3 separate regions of the Mus musculus genome follow, and regions 2 and 3 are each linked to region 1. Evidence: chromatin loops called from intact Hi-C (ENCODE). Cell type or tissue: heart. All regions are shown on one strand.

Evidence for each region. A loop is a pair of places that touch in the nucleus more often than their neighbours do. Peaks named below come from ENCODE experiments on the same cell type or tissue, not always from the same donor. Only the 100,000 strongest peaks of a DNase experiment are listed, where the experiment ranks them.
Region 2: a loop joins it to region 1, with 6 times the contacts of the local background. A loop is called at or near these places in 23 of 42 quality-filtered maps.
Region 3: it touches region 1 in a loop (4-fold over the local background); 20 of 42 quality-filtered maps call a loop at or near these places.

The regions. Positions count from the first base shown.
Region 1 is chr11:117,968,881-117,971,380 of GRCm38, forward strand. It overlaps Socs3 (suppressor of cytokine signaling 3), which reads right to left and starts at 486. Exons shown (of 2, transcript NM_007707.3): 1 at 1-486. In heart, CTCF peaks have their summits at 171 and 1,187 (motif pointing right); DNase peaks (open chromatin) are centred at 421, 1,141 and 1,821; H3K4me3 peaks cover 1,470 bases; H3K27ac peaks cover 1,789 bases; H3K27me3 peaks cover 683 bases.
Region 2 is chr11:118,021,034-118,023,533 of GRCm38, forward strand. Pgs1 (phosphatidylglycerophosphate synthase 1) reads left to right here. Exons shown (of 10, transcript NM_133757.2): 10 at 2,372-2,500. It overlaps Dnah17 (dynein, axonemal, heavy chain 17), which reads right to left. Exons shown (of 81, transcript NM_001167746.1): 81 at 690-2,464. The coding sequence ends at 2,217. Among named protein-coding and RNA genes, the nearest start is that of Mir6933, 20 kb to the left of the region's middle. In heart, a CTCF peak has its summit at 949 (motif pointing left); a DNase peak (open chromatin) is centred at 970.
Region 3 is chr11:117,911,418-117,913,917 of GRCm38, forward strand. No RefSeq gene overlaps it. Among named protein-coding and RNA genes, the nearest start is that of Tha1, 39 kb to the left of the region's middle. In heart, a CTCF peak has its summit at 1,470 (motif pointing right); DNase peaks (open chromatin) are centred at 976 and 1,474; H3K4me3 peaks cover 385 bases; H3K27ac peaks cover 1,047 bases.

The DNA.
Region 1 (2,500 bases):
CCGAAGCGAAATCTCCGGCCTTGGGGCTGCGCCTCCTATGGTCCCCGAGGCGAGGCGGCGGCCAGCAGTGGCTCGCGCTGCGCCCAGATGTTGGCAGCCGTGAAGTCTACAAAGGGGCTCCCCGTGCGTGCGCCCCCTCTGGCTTCGCTGCTCCCCGGGCCGATGAGGCGCACTCCTGGGCGAATCAGGCAAAGGACCTGGGCGAGGGACCTCGACGGAGAGCTGGGCCGGGAAGGGGGCGTCCGGGAGCCCGGAGAGACAGCGGTCGTAAGAGCAGGCGAGTGTAGAGTCAGAGTTAGAGCCGCCTCGGAGGCCGCGCGCGCGGGTATTTACCCGGCCAGTACGCCCCGCCCCCCGATTCCTGGAACTGCCCGGCCGGTCTTCTTGTAATGTTTAGTCACTACTCTGCACTGAAAGGCTGTGCGCGGAGGGCGAGGGAGGGGCCGCGGAGGGCGGGCTTGGAGCTGGGGCCTCCAGGACCCGCCGAGACTCACCGAGAGGGAGACAAAGCGCGGCGCGAGGCTGCCCGACCGGCGGGCGCGGCGCCAGCCTTGGCCGAGCGTTCCTGGCAGCGGCCCCTCCCCCGCGCGCTCCGCCCCCAACTTCTCATTCACACTTTCCCCCCCCTCCCTTCTAAGAAGGCTGGTTTCTGGCAGAGGCGGGGGCGTCGCGATGGGAGCGCGCGGGCAGTTCTAGGAGGCCAGCCGGGAGAGGCTCCCTCCTGGCACCCCTTCCCTTTCTTTTGATCCCCGCGGGGACGCTCCCCTCCCTCTGCACCCAGGCCACTCCGAGGTCCTCATGTACAGTTCCAAGCATCCCGTGCCAACCAAAAGGGACGTAGGACCATTCAGCCACCAGCCCACTGGGGACCTAGGAAGTGGAGGAGGGGGATGCGCGACATTTACCTGTAGACAGGTCCAAAAGATGAAGCTGTGAGATCCAGAAGTGGAGGAGACACTGACTTAGAAGCAGCTACCTGGCCTCAGCTCATCCGCCCATTGCCTGGTTCTTCGGTGACAGACGTGGGTGCTGATGTCCTTTGGGGAGTGGGGTGGGAGGAGCAGCTAACTACTACCTTATCACTCATCTGGGCCTCCCAACCTGCGTGGCGAACTGTGGGTCCGCCCAGGTACTCTCGGCGCGGTGGGGGAGCTAGAGGAAAGAAACCCTCATCCCATGCTCGTCCCCCGAGTCCACCAGAGGGCGCGCTGGAGTCTTGTAGGCGAGCCGAGTTTTGCTGTTTCCCAGGCTCTGTATAGAGAGAATAAGAGGTTGTGGGGCTCCTTATTCAAGAACAGGAGTGGGGAACCCAGAGAGAGAAGCCTCACTTCCCAGGACAGGGTCAAACCTGAGAAGGAATGTCGACTAGGAGGACTGTCCACAGAGCGTTGTAACGGGTTCAGCCACTGCCTGAAAGTCGCTGAGGTGTCAGAATGGACCCTCTCTTGCCTCTACGTTTTAAGGTGTCTGAACTTTCCCGATGGTGGGGTGGAGAGGGAGTATTGATAAGAGCAGGTGATTGAGGTGAAAGGTTGTTTACTCCTGGTCACGTGAGTATCTATAAAGGCCTAGTGTCGAGTTTTGCAACAGGCAGCAGGAAGTGGCAGCCACCTGAGAACCAGCTAAGTGACACACAGTGTCTGCTCTCAGTGGGCTTTCTGACCTGCCCTCTTGGATACCACAGGCTTCTTGTAACACCAGTAGGAGGGCAAACTGACTACACAGAGTAGCTTGGGCTAGGAGGGAGGGCTGCCTGCTTCCCTTCTGGCCCACTGTGTCCAATCTGCTCCACTGATGCTGAGGAACTAAGAGAGACCAGGGCAGGTGCACTGCCTCTCTGGACTCAGTCTTGTTATCTGTTAAATAGGGATGGGTGCCCATCTGTCCCCCGCCCCTGGCAATTCCAGTAGTCAAGAGGCTTAGGGGCCTTATTTAAAATATCTCACACTGGTCTGATGAGCAGATGCTCACAGATGGAGATCCCACAGGTGAGGCCCAGTCCTTGCCTTCGAGTCACTCTCAGGCTCCCCAAATGGATTCTCCCTTTCTCTGTGAACAAGCCCTCCTTGATCTCATTCAGGGAGTGTTCCCCAGCCACTGCCTTGACCGTATGCTTCTGAGCCGAGGGCAGTGGAGGACAGGGAGGACTCTTAGGAAATAGCCCTGGAGTTAATGGATGGGAAAGTGCTTTGTAAATTACAATGCTCTGCCACGAGTCAAGTTCATTCATCCATTCCACAAACCCTGACTTCGTGCCTGGCTCTGTCAGGCCTCGGGTGCAGCGCTGGGGCGGCAGAGCTGCGGGGCAAAACCCACAGTGGGGAAGAGGCTGTGGGCCATGAGCAAGGACTAGTCATGATTGTGACCCAGTGAGACACTGTGATAGCTTCTTAAGTAAGAGAGGGAAGTCAGGGGCTGGATTGCTGGCTCAGCAGTTAAGAACACCTGCTGCACTTCTGGAAGACGGGGGGGGGGGGGGGGGGTGTTGGTGCCAGGACCT
Region 2 (2,500 bases), 52 kb after region 1:
CTGAAGTTACTATTGCTGTTGCTTTTTGGGGGTGGGGGATGGTTTCGAGACAGGGTTTCTCTGTGTAGCCCTGGCTGTCCTGGAACTCACTCTGTAGACCAGGCTGGCCTCGAACTCAGAGATCTGCCTGCCTCTGCCTCCCGAGTGCTGGGGTTAAAGGCGTGCACTACCACCATCTAGTTAGGTTCCAGCTTATGATAGATAAGCCGGTTCAAATGTTGTGTCCCTCCTCACAGCAGGTCCCCTCCAGTGCACTTTGAGAAGCCTGCTCTCTTGTCCATTCCTCTCCAGGGTGTCTGGGAGGCTGGAAACTTGAGTTTCGCTACAGCACAGCCTGCTGTGCAGGGAACAACCATAGGGACCCCACAGCAGTGATGCTGCCTCTGTTGAGATCAACAAGCTGTGGCTGGCTGGCCTTGCCACCAGTGACTGGCTGTAGCAGGGGGCCCTGCAGAGTCAGAAACACCCAGACATAGCCAGGACGGCTGCTGCTTGGAGTTACAAGGTGGGGCAGTGCTGTCCTGGGCAGCAGCGCTCAGCATTGTGTGCGACCCAGGCATAACTGATACCAGCACAGGAACTGCAGGGGGCTGGGCGTATAGGGCACTGGCATTCGAATGAGCAGCACTGGGCAGAGTGACCCTCCTCTGCTCTGTGCCCCTGGTGACTCTCAGGCCTTTTGGGACTCCTCCTCTCTGCAGTCCGGGCTCTTTAGTCTGAATCCAGCACTTTGTTCCAGATACCTGCAGGTAGCTTGGCCTTTGGAAAGTTTGGAGATAATTTTGTCAACTCACAATTTGTATGTGTGGAATAAATTACTGCTTTATTTTAGGCTTCAAAGGCAAAATTAGAAAAATTCACTTTGTGTTATTACCAAGGATTGGAACAAGTTGCCTGGAGCCTGCTGGCTGTGCCACATGAGGGAGCTACAGTGACCCCTCCTGGCCAGCAGAGGCAGTGCACAGCAGCTAGGGTTCCCCAAGGAGGTTAGAGTCCCTCTGTCCCTGGTTGGGGCTCAGATACCAGGGCCTCTTCCCTTAGGTGACTGTCCTTCAGGCGCCTGGTCCCAGATCAGACAGGCTGGGGTGGGGCAGTGCCCAAGGAGCTGAGCTTTGCTTTGCAACTTTGAAGGCTTAGAAACCCAGAAAGTGATATCCTGCCCTACAGGGAGCCCCCCCCCCCCCTTACTGGAGCTAGAGGCTTTGCTGGCTGTTTCCCATCACCCCTGGTGTCCTCTTGCCTATCTCCCAATGTCCTGCCGCCTGTTTGTAGCCTGGGTGCCTTGCTGTGTGTTAGCTTGGCATCAGTACTGTCTGTCTCTGAGGCTTGGCTTTTTTCTCTTTCCTGCTGATGGTTCTGATAGATTCAGTCAGTCAGCGGGGCCTCAGCCCACCTGTCTGCCCATCATCACTAGGGGCGGGTACCTACTGAAGAGGGAGGGCTGTTGAAAGGGGTTGCAGTCTGCTGTGTCTCCGAGGGGTGTCTGTGCATGCCTGTGTGCATGTTAGGTGGAGAACCAAGGTCCACACAGCCACCCCACAGCTGGGTCTGGAGCATTTGCAGGGTGTGTGTGACTAGGTGGGGTGGGACCGGCACAAGTACGAGGTGGGGAGGGCCCTAGTCTGTACTGCTGCTGCCCTACTGCAGGCAGGAGAAACCCGGGACCCCAGAGCACAGCATGTGGTGACAGCTCCTGCTGTCCTTACTCTGTGGGAAGGGTGGCTGCATGGCACCTGTCTGTCACGGCTGGCTTTTTCAGTTCTGGGACAGCAGTTGGGAAGGCAGGCATGGGGATTACTGCAGGCTCTTGTTTATTCTTGAGCTCAGTGTAGATGCTGCTGTGTGCAGGGAGCACCTGATGCCCTGGCTGTGGCACTTTGTGTGCTGTACCCTGACCCCACCTCCTGCTTGCGCGAGCCAAGTTCCTGGGCTCCTGAAAGTCAGATTCAGGGTTTGTTTCCCAGGATGCTGGCTCCTTAGCTGCTGGGAATCAGGCTTCACTGCTGTGTGTGGCATTGGGAACTGAGTGCATCAGACGGGCACAATGATTGCAAGCATTTTAATCTGTACACATACACCCCGCCCCTGACACCCCCACGCCTGCTCCATAGCCCAGGAGCACTGGGTTTGTAAGAAGTCAAAAGTGGTAAAATGTGTCTGTTTTCTGGTTAGAACCAGGCAGGATCGGTACCGGCCTAGTCACACTGTAGGTAGGGCTACACCTGCAGGAGCAGCGCCACAGCTGCCAGGATCCACTTGGCTGCCTTCTCTTTGGTCTTCAGGTTAAAAGTCCAGACATAGGTGGGTCCTCGGATACGCGTCTTGTATACGGGGCATTCATAGATGTTCTTGGTCTCCATTCGGTCCACAGGAATGGCCTTGATGAAGATGACGGGCATGACTGGGGTCAGATCCTTCAACCGGGCTTCAGCAATGACTCCGGTCTGGGTGTCCCAGCGAGCTCCTGTGGGGACAATGGAGCTGAGGGTCTGGGTGCCCT
Region 3 (2,500 bases), 57 kb before region 1:
TTGTATGCTCCTAGGTGGCAATGGATGTCACAGGAGCTGAGGAGGCTTTTGTGTATCAGCCTCACTCGCTGTCTGTATGAATGCAGGTGCCTAGGCTCCCCTCCAGACCAGCCCAAGCAGCGGGCTGCAAAGGGCCCTAGGAGTCTGTCCTTAAGAAGGGTTTGGCGTGGTGGCACATGAATTTAATCCCAACAGTCCGGAGGCAGGTACATCTCTGAGTTCAAGGCCAGCCTGGTTTGCAGAGTGAGTTCCAGGACAGCCAGGGCTGCACAGGGAAAACATGTCCTAAAAGGTTTTGGAGGCTGGGAGTTCAGCGGGCAGAATGCTTGCCTAGTGTGCATGGAGCCCTGGGTTCCACCCCTAGGATCACATAAATGTGGCAGCGGTGGCTTAAGCCTGAAATCCTGCCACCCAGGAAGTGGAAGTCGGGGGTGGGGTGGGGTCAGAAGTTCAAGGTCATTCTCAGCTATATAGGGGGTACAGGGGGACACAGGTGGCACAGGGAGACATAGGGGTGAGTGCAAGCAACAAAGGAAGAGGAAAGCAGGCCTGGGGTCAGGAGTGGTACACTGCCTGGAATCCCAGCACCAGGAGGTCGATGCCACAGTATTGCTATGAGTTTGAGGCTAGCCTGGTCTACATAGACTGTTCCAGGCTAACCTGTTCTACAGAGTGAATTCCGTGTCAGCCAAGTGGCTGGGGAGAGCAGAGAATGGAGGGCATACCTATTCTTTAAGCCCTTGAGGACTGCATGGAGTTCAAGGCTAAGCTGAGCTCTGTAGTGAGTTCTAGGCCAGGCAGGGTCACACAACAAGACATTGTCTCAAAACCCCAAAGAGGAAAAGTGTTTCAGAGTTCTCTAGAGTGGTCACTCACCTCCCACCCCCGCAGCCGACACGCCCACCCAAAGTACCTACCCATGCACCCCTTCCTCCACCCTCTTCTCTCTGTCTGTACTTCAAGGCTGTAGGCTGGTGGCGCACGCCTTTAATCCCAGCACTGGGGAGGCAGAGGCAGGCGGATTTCTGAGTTCGAGGCCAACCTGGTCTACAAGTGAATTCCTGGACAGCCAGGGCTATACAGAGAAACCCTGTGTGGGGGGGGGGGGAAGCTGTAGGTTTCCATGCCCCCCCTTTCTGCCATCTGTAAGAGCCTCGAACTGTGGGTGGTCTGTGCTGCAGGCCTGGAACCGCCCCCCGCCCCCATCCTCTCTCCCCCTCCCCCGCAGACAGCCGCGAACTGGCAGCTTCTCTTCTTGGAGCCTCTACTCTTGCTGCTGCATTGATCCAGGTCTGCTGCTCAAAGGATTGAAAAGACAAAGGCGAGTCTACAGGCGTCTCCACACACGGGCCAGAAGCTGAGAGCCTTAAGACCCTGCCACACCGCCCAGGGGAGAAAGAGCTGGATTCCAGCTGCTTCCCACTTCCTCCCCAGGGTGAGCTAGGGCCCAGGGGAGCAGCTTCGCACCGCTAGAGGGAGCCCTTTGCAGCGCAGTGGCCCTCAGCAAAGGCCGGAGCTGTAGGCTGTGTTTCCTTCCACTTGGAAGCGTGGATGTGGAAGGAAGATGGCCCCAGATCTATACTCACTGCTGGGTGGTTTGGCTTTCTTTAGGTGGAGGTAAGTCAGTGCAGGAGGTAACCCCAGGAGAGCAAACGGAGGCCCACAGTGAGACCATGGAGGGGGTTGGGGAGCACCACCCAGGCCATTTATGTGGCTGGGCTACTCTACGTGTTGCGTATGAGTCATGAGAAATAACTCAGTAGTAAATAGAGATAATAATATACAGATAAAGAAATGGGGCCCCAGAGAATGACTAGACAGAACCAGACTTCAAACTTGGGTAACAGGGAGTTGGGTCTTGGGTACCACAGTGTCAAGAAACCCTGCCTCTTAGGAAGGGGCAGTTCCTCAGACTGTCAGGTCTAATGGGCCGGCCCTTCAGGGAGGACCTGGCAGGTCTGCCTTTAGAGTCCAACTCCGCCACCTGCCATGTGAGTGCCAGGTGGCCACAGGGCCTTTGTGTGTATTGTGTATTTACACATGGTGGCCACAGGGCCTTTGTGTGTATTATGAGTTTACACATAGTGGCCACTGGGCCTTTGTGTGTATTATGAGTTTACACATGGTGGCCTCAGAGCTTTTGTGCATGTGTATTGTGAGTTTACACATGGCTATACAGTACTTTCTTTGTGCTTTTTCTTTACTTCAGGATGGGTTTCTGGTACTGGTGACCCAAGAATGCATGAGCCCATGAACACAGACACGCCTCATGTCCCGTTTAATGTTCTATCAAATTCTTACTTTTTTTTTTTTAAGGGTCCCACTGTTTGCACAGTCCACTCAGCCACACACACACACAGCAGTCCCGTGTGCTTCTGTCTTTTTTGTTTGTTTGTTTTTCAAGACAGGGTTTCTCTGTGTAGCCCTGGCTGTCCTGGAACTCACTCTGTAGCCCAGCATGCCTCGAACTCAGAAATCCGCCTGCCTCTGCCTCCCAAGT